5 separate regions of the Homo sapiens genome follow, and regions 2, 3, 4 and 5 are each linked to region 1. A link is a contact called in ENCODE Hi-C or POLR2A ChIA-PET data. All regions are on one chromosome and are shown on one strand. Each heading gives the region's core, a stretch centred on a gene start or an enhancer-like site at or near the end of the contact. The rest is flanking DNA. Distances are from core to core; before and after follow the strand shown. Region 1 holds the start of USP32 (ubiquitin specific peptidase 32). Region 2 holds the start of DHX40 (DEAH-box helicase 40). Region 3 overlaps VMP1 (vacuole membrane protein 1). Region 4 overlaps VMP1 (vacuole membrane protein 1). Region 5 has its middle 4.7 kb from the start of MIR21.

Region 1 (4,013 bases), core at 1,125-3,624:
GTAATCCCAGCACTTTGGGAGGCCGAGGCGGGCAGATCACAAGGTCAGGAGATCCAGACCATCCCGGCTAACACGGTGAAACCCCGTCTCTACTAAAAATACAAAAAAATTAGCCGGGCGTGGTGGCGGGCACCTATAGTCCCAGCTGCTGGGGAGGCTGAGGCAGGAGAATGGCGTGAACCCGGGAGGCGGGGCTTGCAGTGAGCCGAGATCGCGCCACTGCACTCCAGCCTGGGCAACAGAGCAAGACTCGTCTCAAAAAAAAAACATAAATTCATTCCAATAGTTACAAATAAGCTCTTAACAAAGATTTTGCTATCTCTTCAAATACATGTGTTTTAAAATTCAACAGGCAGACACTGTATAAGAAATTAAACAAAAACCTTCCAGTCAGATCAGTTTAAAATGCAATTAACTTCATTTGTATTTACAAACGTACCATCTTAGTTTGATAGGAGATTAAGCAGGCTAGAGCTGAATACAAGTTTAATTTTGGAATTTCTCAATGCCAGGTACATCACTAGTATTCACACCCTCAAACTTAAGAAACACTTCTGAACCTTGAAGCTGTAAATCAGTTTGACTAATGTCCTCTTTCATGCCATGTAAGCCATTGCCTAATTGAGGCCAGACCTGTCAGGCTCAACAGCATCCCGGAAATGACTAGCCTACTAGGGCTGGAAACACATCAAGAATTTGGAATATTTCTCATATTGGGGCAGACAAAAAAAGTTCAAATGAGATTGTCCATAAAAACAATTATTATACTGTTCCACAAGGGAAAAAGAAAGAAAGACATAAAAGGCATATCTGTGTTATTCTGGTAAATCCACCACCACCAATACATCTCAATTCTGTATCTTACTGTCAGGTGATGGTCAACTGAACTTACCCACTTACCCCTCTTCTTCCTATATACGAACAAGAGTTCACTTCTCAAGCCTCATTTTGAATACCCGTCTTTTAATCTAATTACCATTTTATATCCTTAGCTACTAAAACCACCTGGAGCATGGCTGATTTCTTGACTTGGAAACCTGTTAACAATAATGCCTAGCTCCTAATCTTCTTAATGTTTTTTCACTTCTTACCAAGAATATCCATTAAATGTCTAAAAGAAATACAAGCATACACAGATCTACACACACTGAAATCCCAGTCATGAAAAATTAAGACATTCCGGCCATAAACTGTGCAACAAGACACTTCCAGTTAGTGTGTGCTTTAGTGATCATGGACAGCGGTATCAGAGTGAGTGGTAGGGGGTTGGGGCTGCCAACAATATACTGTGCCTCAGAGCCAATAAGCAGCAGGCCGGGACTGGCAGCCAGGCCAGTCTCTAAAGGGAGATTTAACACAATATCTGAATGCTGGACTTCCCAATGCCATTTCATGGAGAGGGATGGAGCGAGAACTGGGCATCAAGTGCAGTCAAAGGCTTTGGTCAACGTCGGAGGAGATGAAACCTAAGACAAGGTCTGGTGCCAACGCCAGCTGTCCAGTCTCATCTCACCTCAAACACAACTTCATTTCAGATCGTTCTTATCAAAGTCAGCCGCTCAAACGGTGAAGGGTGGCAGAAGCGGATGGCCACAGCCCTCAAGAGACAGGCATAGGCTCTGGGAAAAGGCAGGGACTCCCCAGATACGAAGGGGCTTCCAGTAGCAGAGAGGAGCGCTTTGCAGCCGCCTCCTCGTCCCCTTCCAGCTAAGGCTGTTAGGAACGAGGTTAGGATGTTATTTGAGGTTTTTATGAAGGAATGATAGGAGAAAATGGCAATGAAGGATGAGGGGGGCTGGATGGGCTGGAGCCGCCCAAGAAAACGGGGAGAGGACTTCCCTGGACACATCCAGGATCACAACGCCACCAGCGAGCACGGGCACTGCCCTGCCAGCGCCGATCCCCCTCTCTCAGGACAAGCCCCTTTCCAAACGGCCCTAATTCCCAAACGCTGCTTCCCACCCGACCTCTCTCCTCCACCACACTCCCCAAGGCCGGCCGCCTTTCCCTTCCGCCTCAGGCGCCCCACGCCCTCAATCTCCCCTCTCCCTCCCGGTTACCCACCCTCCAGGCTGCCCGTCGCGGGCCTCCCAGGCAGCTCGCCCAGACCCCTCCCCCCTCACCTCTCCTCAGCGCCTCCTCGTAGCTGAGGAATCCGATCCGTGACTCCTTGGCACCCATGCTCCCCTCATCCCCTCGGCGGGGGGTCGGAGCCTGATCTCGCCCCCACCCCCCTCCCGCCTTCTCCTCGGCGTCCCTGGGTGACGGTGACGGTGTCGGCGTCCCCCGCCCCCACCTCCCCCCACACTAACAAGTGCGGCTTCTGCCCCGGCGGCTCCTCCCGGTCGCCGCCACCGCCTCCATGCCGGATCACGTGACTCTTCCGCCCCGCCCCCTTCCCCTGCCTCCTACTCCGCCCTTCTCTCTCCTCTCTCTCCTCCCTCTCCTTCCCTCCTCACGCCCTCTTGCCACTTCCGCCCCCTCCCGCCAGCTCCGCCGAGGGTCACGGGACCCGAGGCCAGACACTGTTCCCGGTAACGGCCGCCCAGGGCCGCACGCTCCGCCCCTCCCCAAGCTAACCGCGCGCAGGAGCGCCGGGGAGGGGGACGCATCTCCGCACGTAACGCATCGTCCCATCTTCCCGCCAATCGCAGCCGCGCGCCCCGCCCGGGCGCCTCCGCTGGCGACGGGGGGTGGTGACTTCCGGGGCGCTTGAGGACGACCCCCCCCGCCCCCGCGCCCACATGTTCTGGCGTTCGGCGGGTGGGGTCCGAGCAGCTGACGGTTAGTGTGGCAGTTGCCGGGACCTAACATGGAAGACCGCAGAATCTTAGGGAATGGGGTTCTGAGGGATGCGGCATATGGCTCAGAAGAGAAAGGAGTGGGTAGGCAGGGAGCTCCCAACCTTAGGGACGTCTTTGACTGGGAGGGCGTTGTGAAAGGAAAGGAGAATCTCAAGGCTTTCCTGTGACAAAAGAATGCTCACACCTAGCGGGAGATCCCTGAGGAAAGTGGACCTTGTTAACGAAGTGGATCTGCCTTTTCGGGTCATCTCGCCTGCCCGGCCCACCTTCTCCTCCTGACCATGCCTCTTGTACACATTCTCTGGAAAGCGCTGTGCAAAAGGCTTATCCTCTCTCCCAGAGTTTCTCCCCGAGAAACATGAGGGCTACAAGGCTTAGCGTGGAGTCGTTTTAATCTGTGGTAAAATATACGTAACAAAATGTACCATTTTCACAATTTCTAAGTGAGTTCAGTGGCGTTAAGAACATTGATATTGTTTTGCATCCATTGCCACGTCCCATTTCCCACCGTTTTTCATCTTGCAAAAGGGAAACTCTGTGCCTATTAAACGGTAACTCCCCAATCCCCCTCCCACTGGTCCGTGGCAACCGCTGTCCTACTATCAATTTCACTACTCTTAAGTATTTCCTCTGAGTGGAACTCTGCAGACTTTCTCTTTTGTGACTGGCTTATTTCACTTGGCATCGTGCCTTCCAGGTTCATGGTGTGGCAGCATGTGACTGACTCTCCCACTCCACCTCTCCATTTCCCAAAGAATGAAAAGCAGGGATGTGAACAGGTATTTGTGCCCCCGTGTTTATAGCAGCATTATTCACGAGAGCCAAAAGGTGAACACAACCTATAGGAAACCATAAATGGAGAAACCAAATGGGGTGTATATGTACAGTGGAATTATTATTTAGTTCCTTGATTTTCAACTCTTATTTAGTTTGCGTCTTCAACCTAAAAGTCACGGAATAAAGCTTCTGGAAAAGGAAGCAATATTGAAAAAGTAACCATTTGGATTAGATTGGACCCAAGGTGCCGGTTAGGTAATTTAGGGCCAGGGAAAGGTTATTAGTTCCTAAAACCAACAGATTCTAATATACCCTGCTAGAGAAAGAAGGTAATATTCTGTGTTTTTCTTTTTTTTTTTTTTGAGACGGAGTTTCACCCCTGTTGCCCAGGCTGGAGTGCAATGGCGCGATCTCGACTCACCGCAACCTCTG
Region 2 (4,013 bases), core at 870-3,369, 830 kb before region 1:
TGCATTGGGCCAAAATCTGTATTACTTGACTCCCCAGAGCTTAACTGTTAATACCAACTATTGCCTGGAAGCCTTACCAATAACATAAACAGTTAATTAATACGTATTTTGTATATGTATTATATACTGTATTCTTAAAGCAAGCTAGAGAAAATAAAACATTAAGAAAATCATAAGAGAAAATATATTTACTATTCATTAAGTTTAAGTGGATCATCATAAAGGTTTCCATCCTGTTCAGTAGGCTGAAGAGAAGGAGGAGGAAGACAAAGGGTTGATCTTGCTATCTCCAGCTTAGCAGGTGCAGAAGAAAAAATCTGCCTACAAGTGGACCTGCGAAGTTCAAACCAGTATTGTTCAAGGGTCAACTGTATCAGAAAGATTTGACTACTATGAGCTAAGTGGTAATCATCATTGGTCTGAAATGATGATTTTTAGAAAGTGACTTTATTATATCACTGATAGAGATGCCCTATACTGAAATACTGAGATTACCAATACCTTGCCTGTACCACAAATGTATTTTTGCCATTTTGCTTTCTGTTTCTATAATATTTTGAATTCCTAACATGATCCAGAAGGCTGGGAGATGCTCCTAATGAAAGAGAGAAACCTGGAATGTTCTCCTATTTACCAGATTGCTTCCTCTCATACCCAGGTTTTGAGATATAAAGTTGTTACAAAGTTCCAACTTATTTGGTATCATTCAAAATCTGATGAGCTTGCATTTTAAGAAGTGTTGATCAGTTCCATTTAAAAGCAGTTGGTATGAGTTCACTTTATTTTTTGAGGTGGAATCTCGCTCTGTTGCCCAGGCTGGAGTGCAGTGGCATGATCTTGGCTCACTGCAACCCCTGCCTCCTAGGTTCAAGCGATTCTCCTGCCTCAGCCTCCCGAGTAGCTGGGATTATAGGCGCGTGCTACCACACCCGGCTAATTTTTTTTATTTTTTTATTTTTAATAGAGACGGGGTTTCACCATATTGGCCAGGCCGGTCTCGAACTCCTGATCTCAAGTGATTCATCTGTCCTGGCCCCCCAAGGTGCTGGCATTACAGGCATGAGCCACCATGCATGGCCATGACTTCACTTCAAATGAGCACAGAAAAATCTGGGGGCCCAACAACCTTATGGTACATCTTTTGAAGCCTGGTCAGACAAGAGGGTCTTTAGGTGATGGTGAAGTGACAGTTTTGAGTTGTCTTCTTTGGTAGTAAGTGTTGGCTAATTCTAACAGCAGGAACAATTGAGGAGTCCAACAAACAATCTTGTTCACATTGCAATGATTTTGTTACAGTTGACACTAATTTAAAAATTGGCAGGCTCTAGACCAGAAAGACCTGCCCCCAAAGTACCTTTTCTGAAAAAGTTGCCCTGCCTCAGATGCTGTGTATCTGTTGAACTTTTCAGCTACTGTGGTTTCCAAGGAATGCACCTCTATCAAAAATGAGCTTAATTCCTAAGGAAGTCAATTATTATTCCTCCATTCCAGCAAAGTCAACAAATATTGACAGCCCACCTTGAATCACTGTGCTGGGCCCTGGATGTAGCAGTGTTTTAATATTTCGACTCTTGTGGGGGGGGGCTTTACAATCTAGCTGGGCAGAAGAGGAAACATGCAAATAAATTAAAATGCAGGGTCCTATGAGGGAAATGAACAGCCTTGGTGACCTAAGTTTTGATAATAACATAACTAAAAGTTCGGCTCCACAACTCAGTAGCTGTGTGCCTTGGACAGGTCATATCAGATTAGGAAAGGTGAGAATGAGTTGAGGAACGCAGCACTCTGGGATCATGGTTCCAGCTCCGGGCAGAGGGTTACATCGTGTCAAGTGTGTGAAGGCAGAATAGCCTGCAGAGACCACTGTGGCGTTGAAAAGAGGTGTCGTCGCGACCTTCGGCGCCGGAGAGGCGAAACAAGAGGGGGTCTTCGGGCCCTCAGGTATGGCTCAGCCGCCCAAGGCGAAGCGCACGTGGCAGTTGGCGGGAAATCCCTGGGGGGTGGAGCCTCGGCTCGAGGTCCGGCCGCCCCGTACCACGTCATCGAGCAGCTCCCCCTCCCCTTGCTACAAGTCGCACGCGCGGAAGTAAACACCTCTACGTCATCAGGGCGCGTCCTCGTCTTTCCCCTCCCATCTCCTCAGATCGGTGGACGTGCTCGCCTCCACTCGGGGCCAGGTCTATGTCCCGGTTTCCCGCAGTCGCGGGCAGGGCGCCAAGGCGGCAGGAGGAGGGTGAGCGGTCAAGAGACCTCCAGGAAGAGCGGCTCTCGGCTGTTTGCATCGCCGATAGAGGTGCGGTCCGCGGGACGGTACGGAAGCCAGCGGGAGTTACGGCGTGGGGGTTTTGGTGGGGGGATGAAAGTACGCCTTTGGCAGGCTGAGAAGAGTAGTGAGGAAGCCGTGGCGTTCTCCTGGCTTTCCAAGCCCGAGGCGAACTTTGCGTCCAATGAGCACTTTGCCTTAGAGGGGGGCGGTCCCAGATTCAAGTTAGGCGAAAACCTTACTGGGGGGCGAAAAAGTGAACCCCAACGCCCGAAATGCATTCTGTTCTTAAACAGGCTCATAGACCCTTTGTTCTCTACCCATTCATCCCCCCCACCCTTCGTCGGGCCGCCAGCCTGCCTTTGGGTACAGTATGAAGGGAGCCAGTTTCCAGGAGCCAGTTTCCATGGTTACCCACCACTTGGCCTTCTGGGATATCAGTCGCTCTGAACAGGGACCTAACTTGAACCATGAATCAGAAGCAAACACAGGTGGCTTCTAATCCAGCTGAGAATTTTCTGCTGTGTTCCAGTTTTTGGTCTATTGTTAAATAAAATTGAGTTTTGTGCTTCTGTGTAAGTATGCATGTGTATACGTTGCCTTGAGCTATACTTGCTTTGAAAAGTACTTTGAGTTATGCGTGAACAAATGCTCAAGTTGCTGGATTTCACCAAAAAGTTGTTCTGGGCTCATTAACCCTCACTTACAAATTGCGCTCATTAACGCTCACTTACATGAGCGATTTAACTGAGAAGTCATGGATGATCCCGTCCAGCCCTAAAATTCTATTGCCTTTCTGGTTTTAGTCATGAGAAATTGAGTCAGAGATATCTTTACAAGTCTTTTAATTGACTTGTTTTTCTGTTATTACAGAAGAGAAAGGATGCACGTCCCAGGAGGGAGGAACTACTCCAACTTTTCCTATTCAGAAACAAAGAAAAAAGATTATTCAAGCTGTGAGGGACAATTCATTCCTTATTGTTACTGGAAATACAGGAAGTGGTAAAACAACTCAACTCCCAAAATATCTATATGAAGCAGGTGATTTTTTTCTGTTGTAATAATTGGAAATATTTTAAAAATATCCTCTTTTTAAAGGCCAGTAGGACTTCTGTACTCCATGATTGCCCAGTATTTGCTTTATAGTCCCGCTTCTCTTGGCACACCCCCTTCCCCTATGTCTCCTTTGCTTCTTTATGGTCTATTTCAGGTTCAAGAATTAGTTGGGATGGCAAATTTTCCCATTTTTAATTACCATAATAATCTCAAATAGAATTACATCTAGATATTCCATTTTATAGAATAAAGTTGTCTAGCAGTAGACTATTAACCATTGGATACTGAAATAATTTTGAGGGGTAAGAGATATGTGATATCTGTTGCTGCCATTAGTACTTCTTGGTTCTTTCTCTAGAGCATTATCAGGTAAATATTTATCCCCTGACTTTGCCAGCGCAAGCCAACTAACAAATTACCTTTAAAATACGTTAAGTAAAGTTAATAGGAGGCCTTTGGTTTGGACTGATCCCCCGCACTAGACCCAACAGACCAAACCAAAATGGAGTTACTCATACTGAAGTTCCACGCCACCAAGTCTAGAAACTAAATTTTTCATCTACTGAGAAATCAGGAGAAAGAGATAATAGCCAAATCCCCAAACAGACCAGTTTTAGGAGCATCAAGAAGTTTCCTCTGCTTTAACTTTGACAAGAAAAGTAACTTTGAAATGAGCAATCTGCTTTTTGTTTTC
Region 3 (4,013 bases), core at 417-2,916, 610 kb before region 1:
TAGAAACAAATGAAGATTCTTGTGACTTGTTTATTCTATAAGCTGTATAACCAAAAAGAAAAATTAAAGATACTTTAGGAATAAAATAATTTGAAAAATAAAAGAACTTATTTGCATGATGTATCCTGAAAAATTAGGGCAGCCAGTATTACTGAAATAATGGAGGAGTCCGGGAGTGGTTGTGGTATTTTTGTATTTAAAGCTTACACAATAGAGTAGAAACGTTGTGGTACATATTTACTTACAAGAATATGTTTTGAATAAGTTTACTTTCCTAAATGTCATCTGTTTTAATGACCTGCTACTTGGATTCTTTCTCACAGTGTTAGGTTGCTGACTATGTGAAATTTCCTACTTCTTATTATTGCTATCAGAATAGGAAATTTAAAATTAAATCAGAAATGTAAAAGTCTTAAAACTTCACCTTTTCAAAGAATATCGGGGCCTGGCATGATGACTCATGCCTGTAATCCCAGCACTTTGGGAGGCCAAGGCAGGTGGATCATTTGAGGTCAGGGGCTAAAGACCAGCCTGACCAACATGGTGAAACCTTGTAAAAATACAAAATTTTTTGTACTAAAAATACAAAAATTAGCTGGGCATGATGGCAGGCATGTGTAATCCCAGCTACTTGGGAGGCTGAGGAACGAGAATCGCTTGAACCCGAGAGGCAGAGGTTGCAGTGAGCTGAGATCACACCACTGCACTCCAGCCTAGGTGACAGAGTGAGATTCCATCTCAAAAAAAAAAAAAAAAAAGATAAAAAAGAATATCAGTTTTTTTCCTCTATTTTCATATCAATTAGCTTGTCTTTCTGTTGAGTATCGTTCATGAGTCTGCCGACCATTTTAGGTTGAATATTTCCTCAAAGGCTATTTTATAGTTTCTGAATTTAATCTTTTTTTAAGGGAACATTTTTAGGTTCTATTTAGGACTATAGTAATTAATGTAATTAATAATCAATAATTGCTACCTACTCTGTATGTTGAAGCTAAATCCCCAAATTAAGTTTTAATACTAGTATCTTTTACCTTACTAATTTCTATTAAATTTAAGGCTGAAAAAAATCTTATTTTTTAGCTTAATAGGATCTTTGTCCTATTCAGAAGTTTTGAGTTATTTACATTATTTTACTAGTGAAAATATAAAACCAAAAAACAGTTTATTAGTTGTAATGGTAGTTCTCATTCTTATGGCCAATGCCTTTTTTTTAATGCAGTAAAACAAAATAGACATTTATCTAGCGAACATCCCTTTTCAAACTATAGGGTCAAAGTGAAGGATTCTTTTGATAATGATAGAATATGTGTTTGATCATTTGAGTTTAAAGACTATGGGAAAGGAATTGATAAGATTATTTAAATACTCACGAAAGTGCTTTGGCATTCCACTAATGCTATTCTCTTTTAAGCACATTTTCCTATGAAGTGTGTGCGGTTGCAGTTGCCTACACCATGTCAATGCCTGCTGGTTTTTCCTGCTGTGAAGTTTTTCCTTTACATACACAGATTCATGAAAGAGTTTATGGTGTAGATGATCTGAAACTAAACAGGACACATTTTCATACACTTTAGTACCATTTGAAGACTCTGGGTGTCAGTTGTTGCTGGGACCTGTTTTTGACTCTGATGAACCTTTACTGGTTGTGGTTTGTCTGGCCATCACATGACTTCTCTGAAAATTCCCCCTCCCCTTCATTTCCAGTAAACTGTTTGAGCAGGAGTGAGTCACAGTGAAACCAGCTTCCCTGTAACCACAGGGCTTGTTAAAGAATTTGTCAGCGTGGACTCTAGAGGGTTTGCATTAAGCTTTGCAGTAACTGTTATGGTTTGTGTTGCGTCAGGAGTTCCACAGAAAAGCTTCCTGCTTGCAGGATCTCTTGCTTGTTTGCAAAGAGTTAAACTGATCAACTTTACCATAGTGAACATGAGAGACACATGTTAAACACACTTCTTTATCATTAAAGGCGTTGTCAAAACTACCAAGAATTAGTGTAGTTTCTCTTTTCATAATCAACCAACCACACCCAATAATGTTTAGTTTTTGAAAAGGCGGGCCTGGTAGATAGTCTTTCACAGTTGGCTCATGATTTTATCACAAAGTACCATCAAAATTAAGCAATTTTAAGTGGTCTTGATGGATTCTGTTACAGGATATTTTGACTATTCGCACAGTTAGGTGTCGGTACCAAAGGTCACTTACTTGCACTTTGTTCATCAAGAAAAGGTAGCACTTAGAGTAATTCTGGAGTTGTGATGTCTAAGCACACTTAGCATGATTTATAGTGGAATTCTTCGTGCCCCCTTTTACTTGCTTTCTCTAGAAGCATTTACTTTATTTTGAACTCTTTTGCCACCTCACTCGCAGACTTTAATCTTTCTCCCTTTTAATTTCTTCTATTTCTTTAACTCATTCCCATATTATCAACAAGGAAAGATAGTTGCAATGTGATGCAAGCTGTTAAATGAATGGCCAGTGGGAAACTTGTCTTCTCAACATACATTCCCAAGTGCATTTCTTTTTACATGCGCATTTCTGTATTTAGCCTTGTCACCTTTAGCTAGACTTACTTATCTAAAAAATAAATTTAGGCTGGGCACAATGGCTCACGACTGTAATCCCAGCATTTTGGGAGGCTGAGGCGGGTGGATCACCTGAGGTCAGGAGTTTGAGACCAGCTTGGCCAACATGGTGAAACCCCATCTCTACTAAAAATACAAAAATTAGTGGGGCATGGTGGCAGGTGCCTGTAATCCTGCTACTCAGGAGGCTGAGGCAAGAGAATTGCTTGAACCAGGGAGGCAGAGGATGCAGTGAGCCGAGATCGTGCCACTACACTCCAGCCTGGGTGACAGAGTGAACTTTGTCTCAAAAATAATTAATTAATTAGTTAATTAATTAATTTAGTGAAAACTTTTAAACTCGACCTCCTAAAAATTTCTTTTATTCGGCTTACACTTTTGTAACAAAATAAGAAAAACATTCTAAAAAATGTGGAAGCTAGTTATTCCTCACAGGAAAAAATATACAATAATGAAGTTTGAAATTGTTTATGTTTTAGCCATGCTGTCAGTCATCAAACTAAATTTAAAAAAATTATTTGTTTTGATGACAAAGCAATTATCATTGAAACAAGATGATTTTCAAATGAAAATACGAGGTTAATGCAGTCCAGTCATTAGCAGGGAAAAAAAGAATAAATATTTAAGGTTTTTCTTGTTAGGTTGCTTTGCACATTGGAGTAGAAAATAGTTTTGGGCTTGGCGCGTTGGCTCAGGCCTGTAATCCCAGCACTTTGGGAGGCTGAGGGGGACGGATCACAAAGTCAGGAGCTCTAGACCAGCCTGGCCAAGATGGTGAAACACCGTCTCTACTAAAAATACAAAAATTACTCAGGCATGTTGGAGAGCTCCGGTAGTCCCAGCTACTCAGGAGGCTGAGGCAGGAGAATCGCTTGAACCCGGGAGGCGTACATTTTAGTGAGCCGAGATCCCACCACTGCACTCCAGCCTGGGTGATGGAGAGAGACTCAGTCTCCAAAAAAAAAAGAAGAAAAAAGAAAATAGTTTTGTGGCTGGGCATGGTGGCTCACGCCTGTAATCCCAGCACTTTGGGAGGCCGAGGTGAGCGGATCACCTGAGGTCGGAAGTTCCAGACCAGCCTGGCCAATAATGGCGAAACCCCGTCTCTACTAAAACTACAAAAAAATTAGCTGGGTGTGCTGGCGGGTGCTTCTAGTCCCAGCTGCTTGGGAGGCTGAGGTAGGAGAACTGCTTGAACCCAGAGGCAGAAGTTGCAGTGAGCTGAGATCACACCACTGCACTCCAGCCTGGGCAACAGAGCTAGACTCCATCTAAAAAAAAAAAAAAAGAAAGAAAGAAAATAATTTTGTGTTATGTCTGCTTGTTCTTTTCACTTCCACACCTGTTTGCAGATATGGCGGTGGAAAAAGCACTGGGTAAGCATTAGGTTACCTTTGTTAAACTAAAGTCTTTTTTTTTTTTTCAGGTTTG
Region 4 (4,013 bases), core at 567-3,066, 560 kb before region 1:
CAAGTCTTGCTCTGTCGCCCAGCCTGGAGTGCAGTGGCGTGATCTCAGCTCACTGCAACCTCTGCCTCCTGGGTTCAAGCAATTCTTCTGCCTCAGCCTCCCAAGCAGCTAAGACTACAGGCATGCACCACCACCCCCAGCTAATTTTTGTATTTTTACTAGAGTCGGGGTTTCACCATATTGGCCAGGCTGGTCTCAAACTCCTGACCTCAGGAGGCCTCGGCCTCCCAAAGTGCTGGGATTACAGGCATGAGCCGCTGTGCTGGCCTGATTTTTAAGTTTTAGAACTCAGTGAGTCTTCAAACCAGTGCAGATCTGTCACTATAAAAAGCTGCCACCAGGCCCACTCACACCTGTAATCTTAGAACTTTGGGAGGCTGAGGCGGGATTGCTTGAGCCCAGAAGTTTGAGACCAGCCTGGACAACATGGTGAGACCCCATCTCTTGAAAAAAATTTAAAAATTAGCTACTGTGGCCCCAGCTACTCGGAAGGTTGAGGCAGGAAGATTGCTTGAGCCCGGGAGGTCAAGGCTGCAGTGAGTCGTGTTTGTGCCATTGCACTCTTGAGTGGGCAACAGAGCAAGATCCTGTTCCCAAAAAAAAGCTGCCACTGGGGCCAGGTGCAGTGCCACTCGCCTGTAGTTCCAGCTACTTGGGAGGCTGAGGCAAGAGACACAACCTCTTTAAAAAAAAAAAAAAAAGCTGCCACCAGTCTGTCATTTTCTATAAATGCAATCAGTTGATTTTTAACAGAGTTTTGTTTTGGCAACCAATCAGTTTTACCTAGTCCTTATAGACCACTCCTTTAGCTCTGGCCACATTCATCAGCACAAATGCCTGCTTTTCTCCTGCTGCTCAAGTCTGCCTTCTGAAATGAGGTTTTGTTCTCTAGAGCTTCTCTTTAATGTTAGCTTATTTCAAAGAGTAGCTGCTAATGATAAGGAAGTCTAACCTCCAATCTGATTCTTACAGAAAATAATGCTAAATCTCCAAAAGCTAGGGCAATTGCAGATTATTTTGTGATAAAATATGCTGTAAGGCAGTAGAAACAATGTACCTGATAAAATACACCTGGAGAAAGCATGGTCTTCCTTCTACACAGCCAGAAAGAAACCCATGGTGTCATGTGTTCATAATACCACTCTGCGTACAATGGACTAACTTAAGTACAAAAGAAGTTTTAATCATTTGAAAGGGCACAGATGTGAATGAAATTCAAGATGTTTTAATCCCAGATCCTGGGGTCAAATCACAACGAATTTTAGAAGGTGCCAGGGACTGTCAGTCCAAACTTGTATATATGAGAAAGCCCTAGATTTTCTAGTATAGTGTGTGATTTTCATCCTGAATTTATTTTATGTTGGGGTGCCATTCCAAGATCCTGGATGTAAAGAAACATGATTAGGGGGCTACCACATTTCAGATCCAAAGCAAGTAGAATACATCAGTTACCAGTTTTTTCTTATAGTATCAGCTTCAAAGATTCATATACTGAGCCAGGCACAGAGGCTTATGCCTGTAATCCCAGCATTTTGGGAGGTCAAGGCAGGCGGATCACTTAAGGTCAGGAGTTTGAGACCAGCCTGACCAACATGGTGAAACCCTGTCTCTACTAAAAATACAAAAACTAGCAGGGTGTAGTGGTGCCTACCTGTAATCCCAGCTACTCAGGGGGTTGAGGCAGGAGAATCGCTTGAAGCCGGGAGGTGAAGGTTGCAGTGAGCCGAGATTGCGCCACTGCACTCCATCGTGGGTGATAGAGCCAGACTCCGTCTCCAAAAACAAAACAAAACAAAACAAAAAGATTCATGTGTTCTATTCAGTTAAATGGTAAAGATAATAACACTTTCATTCCAGTCACACAGGATAACTAGATCCTTTTTTACTAGGTTAAATATGTGTTTATTTTCAGTTAGCACCTGTTCATTTACTTATTCTGGATTAATAAAGGGCTGAAAGGCTGTAGATATTAATGAGTCAGCATGATGGCCTTTGGCTTCTTCAGAAAGATTGCATGATAAACTCCCCCACCCTTTTCCGAGCAGTCTACCTTACTAGGAAAGGCAGTTTCATGTGGAGGGCAATCTGTCATTTTTGAATAAGGGCAAGAGTCTGAGGTCCATTCTGAGTCACTATGAATAGAGCTCTAGTATTGGTTGGTCCCCAGGGAAACTGGTGGTTAAATACTGTGAGAATCTTTATCAGACAGGAAATGACAACTCATTAAAATACTAGCCGTTAAGCCTGTTTAGATCACTGCCTAGGGGGTAGGAAGGAAAATTTAACTCTATAATGTTTGACTAAAATGTGCACATTTCTGAAGATGGAGAATTATTTACAAGACTGTTACCGAGAAAGGGAATTGCTAGGCTGTCTTGTTGCTGATCTTCTCCCACACCCTCTTTTCCTCTTTTGTACATATAACAGATCAGCTTGTAATGGGAGTAGGATAGGGAAGGGCTTTAATTTCATTCCTGAAAGTGTATCCTACTATTGCCTTAAATGTAAAATTCAGTCTCTTCAGCAGAAGAGGCGGTTGTTGGCTTCAGTTAGAACAGGATCATTTTCTATATAGGAGTCTACTCCTGTGCTCCTGGGCCAAATCTCAATTGATAGAACTCTCTGGGGTCAGAGGATAAATTTGATGTATTGATTTACATACAGTGGTCCTCATTCAATCAAGAAAATTCTAAAGATCCTGATATTCATTTAGAACATAATTAAATTTTATAACTCTGGGCACAGGTTTTCAGTCTCCTGAAGTTGGGCTATCCAGATTTGGTGGGGGCGGGGACAGGGGCTAGCTCTGTTGCCCAGGCTGGAGCAACATCTGCCTCCCAGGCCCAAGTGATCCTCCCACCTCCTGTCGCATGCCAGCATGCTCAGCCAATTTTTAAATTTTTTGTAGAGAGGAGGTCTCACTATATTGCCCAGGCTGGTCTTGAACTCATAGGCTCAAGTGATCCTCCCACCTTGGCCTCCCAAAGTGCTGGGATTACAGTGAGCCACCAAGCTGAGCACTCTTTTCTTTTTATAAGTACCCTGACCTGAATCTTCTCCTGAAAAATTTTTTTTTTCATTTATAAGCTTTCAGGGATCTGACTTATGACACCCTGAGATTCTTTAGACTTTGTGATTAATCATCAGAGGGAATACTAACCCAGCACAAACAATGAAATAAAGGTAAAAAACTGTTGTGCCCAGACTTTTTTCTAAGACAAAAGGCTTATTACTCTTTGTAAAGAGGCTATCGCCTCCTTACTAGAATTTATGTCAGAATGTTTTTCAGGAGGGTAAATATAACCTATATGCTCACATTAATGCTGAGATCCTCAAAAAAGTATTTGAGAAAGGAGCAGAGCCTATATTAAATAAAAAATTTACTTTATTAATGCTGGTAAAATATTCTTAGGCTTAGAGACTTCAACTGCTTAGACTTTAAGTATACACTCTGTAAATAGGGCTAAACAAGGTGAATCAATCTTTTTTGTTGGTGTTTTAAGAAACAGGTTCTCCCTCTGTAGCCCAGGCTGGAGTGTAGTGGTGTGATTTTAGATCACTACAGCCTCAACCTCCTAGGAGGGCTCAAGCAGTCCTCCCCACTCAGCCTCTTGAGTAACTAGGACTACAGGTGTGCACCACACCTGGTTAATTTTCTGTGTGGGTGTAGAGACAGGAGTCTTACTGTGTTGCCCAAGCTGATCTTGAACTCTTAGACTCAAGCAGTCCTCCCACCTCAGCCTCCCAAAGTGCTCGGATTACTGGCATGAGCCACCCTATCCTGCCTGGCCAGATTTCAGATCTTACTTATTTATTATCTATCTATCTAATCTATTGATTTATTGAGAGAGAGACAGGGTCTTGCTCTTTCACCAAGGGTGGAGTGCAGTGGTTCAATCCTAGCTTACTTTAACCTTGAACTCCTAGGCTCACAGGATCCTCCCATCTCAGCCTCTTGAATAGCTAGGACTACAGGCACTTGCCATCACACCCAGCTACTTTTTTAAACTTTT
Region 5 (4,013 bases), core at 556-3,055, 550 kb before region 1:
AGGCAGAGGTTGCAGTGAGCCGAGATCTTGCCATTGCACTCCAGCCTGGGCAACAAGAGTGAAACTCCGTCTCAAAACAAACAAACAAAAAAGAGTTCAGTAAAAGTACAGCAATAAAAGTTATCCACCTCCACCACCCCAGCTTTTTTTTTTTTTTTTTTTTTTTTTTGAGAGTGAGGTTTTACTGTGTCACCCAGGCTGGAGTGTGGTGGCACAGTCATGGCTCTTTACAGCCTTGACCTCCCAGGCTCAAGAAATTCTCCTACCTCAGCCTCCCTGGCAAGGACCAGCATGAACCACCATACCTGGGTAATTTTTTAATTTTTTGTAAAGACAGGGTCTCAATATTTTGCCCAGGCCAGTCTTGAATTCCCAGGCTCGAGCGATCCTGCCGTGGCCTCCCAAAGTGCTGGGATGACAGGTGTGAGCCACCATGCTGGGCATTCCCAATGAAAGACTGAGGCCAGGCACAGTGGCTCACGCCTGTCATCCCAGCCTTTTGGGAGGCCAAGACAGGATCACTTGAGGTCAGGAGTTCAAGACCAGCCTGGCCAGCATGGTGAAACCCTATCTCTACTAAAAATACAAAAATTAGCCAGGCGTGGTGGCGTATGCCTGTAATCTCAGCTACTCGGGAAACAGGCAGGAGAGTCACTTGAACCCGGAAGGCAGACGTTGCAGTGACCTGAGATCGTGCCACTGCACTCCAGCCTGGGCAACAGAGCAAGACACCATCTCGCAAAAAAAAAAAAAAAAAAAAAAAAAAAGTGAGCATCTGATACACATGCAAGAATTTCACAACATTGCATTCACTCCTCCAGAAACAAAGATATATTTTAAAATGCTTTCTTAGCATATGTGCTCTGGTTTTCTAGCAGATACTCTGTCAAACTTTTGATAAGTGAAAAATTTACCGAAGAATTTAAAACCAAAAACAGTTTTTTAACTTTCCCACCTGAAAATATTGACCATTTTCTAATTTATTTTCATTATAAAGAATATTGGTTATCATGGTTGCTCATGCCTGTAATTCTAGCACTTTGGTAGGCCAAGGCAGGCAAATCACTCCTGAGCCCAGGAGTTCGAGACCAGCCTGGACAACATAATGAGACCTCCCTACAAAATATTTAAAAGTTAGCCAAGTGTGACAGTATGTGCCTATAGTCCCAGGCTGAGGTGGATCACCTCATTAGTGAGCCGTGATTGTGTCACTGCACTCCAGCCTGAGTGACACAGACCCTGCCTCAAAAAATATATATATAAATACTAAAACATCTGGAAGGAAAGAGGAGAAAAGGGAGTATCAGCTTTTAATACTTGTTACAAGGTCAGTCTAGAAAATACAGTGAGATTTGCTGGGTAAATAGGTTTTGAACCATGAAAAAATTGATGGCATGCAAGATCTTCCTCAATAGACCTAAGAGTCTCATTTCTATTAAAAAATACAAACAACTGCTTCATTTTATTCATAAATAATTTTTTGAGGTGCTACAAAAAATTAAAACTAAGCAGGAGTTTAAAGTTTTTGAAAAGCCAAGTAACATTTTATCTCTAACATTTATTGAATCCTCTCCAGTATTTACACAACGTAAATGAGATACTACACACAAAACCCTTGTGTCTGAAGGTAAATTTATTTATTCTCAAAGACAACAAGAAGAGAAAGCACATCATGTATTTTAAACTTTAGAAGCAACTGAGTCATTAGTGTCTGGTGGACAGGAGCTAGGGATCCTATCCCTTCCCAACAAGGCCAAGAGTTCACCTGAGGTAATGCATTTGCCTTGGGGGCGAGGCCTTGAATTGCAGCAAATAACCTGTGTGTATTTGCATATTTAACCAGTACTCTTAAGAAGGATTATACAAAAACCTGTTCCAGACAGCTGCTTACTCATTGCCTTTAAAATTGCGTGGTGCTGGGATTGGCAGGTGCCAACTGTTTGCTCATTCTCTTTGACCCACTAGCCTTGCAGTTTGCTGTGTGGGTGTTGATACTCCTAAATTAAAGCAGGGAAGGGGTGGTTTTAGATGGCTTTTAACACCTGCTCTCCACCCAAGCACCCTGGATTCATTTGATATCTGGATTCTAATTCTGTAGTCAGGAGACTGGCCCAAACTGTGGCCCAGAGAGAAGTGAGTCAGTTGCAAGTGGCTAGCTGACTCTATGGGAACAGAAATAAAATGCAGCTTAGAGAGTTTGTCAGCCAAATCCACAAATGTGTGGCTTTTTGAAACATTGGACATCTGTTCCTCTTAATTTAAAATAAACTTTTTTTTTTTTTTTTTTTAAGCACAAAGTTGCTTGGCTCCTTGTTTCTTTGTGTCAGCAGCAGTTGCTGCTCTAATTTAGGAACCCTAGGATCTGATTTAGGACATTTGGAATCTTTAAGGCACATTCGATCTAGAAAGTGGAACTGAATTGCTTTGGGAAGGCAAGAGGATGATTTTACAGTATAGGGTTTGTGTGGAAATCCCCTTCAGCAGTAATCAACCCAGGTGTCCAACCTGTTTGTTAACCATTTCCAAATGACTCAGAGGACCTAGAGGGAGGGCTTGAACACACTCCAGCACTGTTTCTACAATTTAGCCTTTATTTGCATTGGAAACCACATTCCTGAATTCTTGAGGGGGCAGGCTCTGGCTTATTCTGGGCAACTGACTTCAAGTGGGACCCCTGAGCTACCTATGTAAGCAAAGAGTCAGCCATCTCTGGAGAGTTACCAGGGAGGAGGATCTTTCTGTGAACTTGCTTTGATGACCTCCACCCAAAGCCCTTTGAGGAACAGTTTTGTTTATTCAAGGAGCCCTTGGCAGGTCACTCCTCCCCTACCACAAATCTAATCCAAATGCGACATTTTCCTTTGAGGCCATCTATCCCTTTTGGGGGACAAAACACATCAGCTTTTCCCTTCAGACCACTTTTGACTGAAGCAGTGATCAACATTGCTTAATTGTGTTCCAGTCTGTTTCCAGCGGGGAAAAAATGCTTTAGGGGAGTGAGGCAGTTAGGGATTTGAAAACAGGGATGGTGCCGCCTGAAGGTGGGGAATGACTTAGATCACTGTCTTCCTTTGGCTCCTCACCATGTTGTGTGGAGGAAACGAAAAGCAGCTCAAGTTCACTCCTCTTGGCAGTAGTGCAGAAGCCTGGCTTGCCACGGCCCTGGAGAACCATGTTTTTCCCAACTTTTTTTTTTTTCTTTTGAGACGGAGTTTCACTCTTGTTGCCGAGGCTGGAGTGCAGTGGCGCAATCTCGGCTCACTGCAGCCTCCGCCTTCCAGGTTCAAAGCGATTCTCCTGCCTCAGCCTCTCAAGTAGCTGGGATTACAGGTGCATGCCACCACACTCGGCTAATTTTTTGTATTTTTTTCAGTAGATACGGGGTTTCATCATGTTGGCCAGGCTGGTCTCGAACTCCTAACCTCAGGTGATCCACCCGCCTCGGCCTCCCAAAGTGCTGGGATTACAAGCATGAACCACCATGCCCAGCCTTTTTTTTTTTTTTTTTTTTTTTTAATACAGAACACAAATTTGAGTGTCATTCTTGTGCAGGGGCCATGCTAATCTTCTGTATATTGTTCCAATTTTGGTGTATGTGCTGCCAAAGCAAGCACCCAGCTTCTTTTCATTAGTTAAGAAGATGAAGGCCAAGACTAAGGCAGGGAGGCCTTTCTCTGCCTTTCACTCTTTAGTGCACCTCACAGTCAGTTGCACTTGAGTAAGGACTGCTAAACCTCTCTGAGAGCTGCCAGATGTTCCTGCCTAGCCTCAGGTTGTTGGTTCTTCAGACACCTCTTCATTCTGCCCATTGCACCAGCCCTTTCCCATCTCCATGTTCCCTCCATGGTAATTTCTTTGTACACAACAACCACACGGAGCACCAGCAATCAAGATTAGCTCCCGGGAACTCTGGCGTGCCCTGTACCAGGAAGCACAGTGGATTACTACAACTTTTGATAATGATTGTTTGCTTTGTACCAGGCATTATTTTCAGGGCTGTTTCACATGTGTTG

Evidence for each region. A loop is a pair of places that touch in the nucleus more often than their neighbours do. ChIA-PET counts read pairs that join two places held with the same protein, here RNA polymerase II (POLR2A). Pooled maps may share reads with other maps.
Region 2: a loop to region 1 is called in a map of CD4-positive, alpha-beta T cell, with 4 times the contacts of the local background. The contact joins the promoter of DHX40 here to the promoter of USP32 in region 1. A Hi-C loop is called at or near these places in 2 of 168 maps with a recorded cell type or tissue (CD4-positive, alpha-beta T cell and naive thymus-derived CD4-positive, alpha-beta T cell) and 10 of 50 pooled maps.
Region 3: a map of natural killer cell shows a loop between it and region 1 (5-fold over the local background). The contact joins the enhancer-like site here to the promoter of USP32 in region 1. A Hi-C loop is called at or near these places in 1 of 168 maps with a recorded cell type or tissue (natural killer cell), 1 of 37 single-sample maps with no recorded cell type and 8 of 50 pooled maps. POLR2A ChIA-PET finds 5 or more read pairs at or near these places in 1 of 52 experiments (naive thymus-derived CD4-positive, alpha-beta T cell).
Region 4: a map with no recorded cell type shows a loop between it and region 1 (9-fold over the local background). The contact joins the enhancer-like site here to the promoter of USP32 in region 1. A Hi-C loop is called at or near these places in 5 of 37 single-sample maps with no recorded cell type and 8 of 50 pooled maps. POLR2A ChIA-PET finds 5 or more read pairs at or near these places in 3 of 52 experiments (Caco-2, GM10248 and activated CD4-positive, alpha-beta memory T cell).
Region 5: a pooled map shows a loop between it and region 1 (5-fold over the local background). The contact joins the enhancer-like site here to the promoter of USP32 in region 1. A Hi-C loop is called at or near these places in 3 of 37 single-sample maps with no recorded cell type and 5 of 50 pooled maps. POLR2A ChIA-PET finds 5 or more read pairs at or near these places in 2 of 52 experiments (Caco-2 and activated CD4-positive, alpha-beta memory T cell).

What each region holds. Positions count from the first base shown.
Region 1 is chr17:60,389,759-60,393,771 of GRCh38, forward strand. USP32 (ubiquitin specific peptidase 32) reads right to left here and starts at 2,375. Exons shown (of 34, transcript NM_032582.4): 1 at 2,124-2,375. The coding sequence starts at 2,181. RefSeq lists an enhancer at 2,090-2,931 and silencers at 2,106-2,165, 2,196-2,415, 2,526-2,845.
Region 2 is chr17:59,563,491-59,567,503 of GRCh38, forward strand. It overlaps DHX40 (DEAH-box helicase 40), which reads left to right and starts at 2,120. Exons shown (of 18, transcript NM_024612.5): 1 at 2,120-2,293; 2 at 3,137-3,304. The coding sequence starts at 2,182. RefSeq lists enhancers at 1,801-2,343, 1,959-2,218 and a silencer at 2,629-2,758.
Region 3 is chr17:59,784,950-59,788,962 of GRCh38, forward strand. All of the region lies in intron 7 of VMP1 (vacuole membrane protein 1), which reads left to right. Among named protein-coding and RNA genes, the nearest start is that of MIR21, 54 kb to the right of the region's middle. RefSeq lists an enhancer at 1,492-1,971. Within about 2 kb of position 1,667, at least 30 of the 41 ENCODE cell types and tissues checked have a DNase peak (open chromatin) inside an H3K27ac peak, as active enhancers do; they include natural killer cell, where a contact is called at or near this core.
Region 4 is chr17:59,827,340-59,831,352 of GRCh38, forward strand. All of the region lies in intron 10 of VMP1 (vacuole membrane protein 1), which reads left to right. Among named protein-coding and RNA genes, the nearest start is that of MIR21, 12 kb to the right of the region's middle. RefSeq lists an enhancer at 2,440-2,629. Within about 2 kb of position 1,817, at least 23 of the 41 ENCODE cell types and tissues checked have a DNase peak (open chromatin) inside an H3K27ac peak, as active enhancers do.
Region 5 is chr17:59,843,931-59,847,943 of GRCh38, forward strand. It overlaps the pseudogene RNU6-450P. Among named protein-coding and RNA genes, the nearest start is that of MIR21, 4.7 kb to the left of the region's middle. RefSeq lists an enhancer at 2,609-3,597 and a silencer at 3,636-3,735. Within about 2 kb of position 1,806, at least 36 of the 41 ENCODE cell types and tissues checked have a DNase peak (open chromatin) inside an H3K27ac peak, as active enhancers do.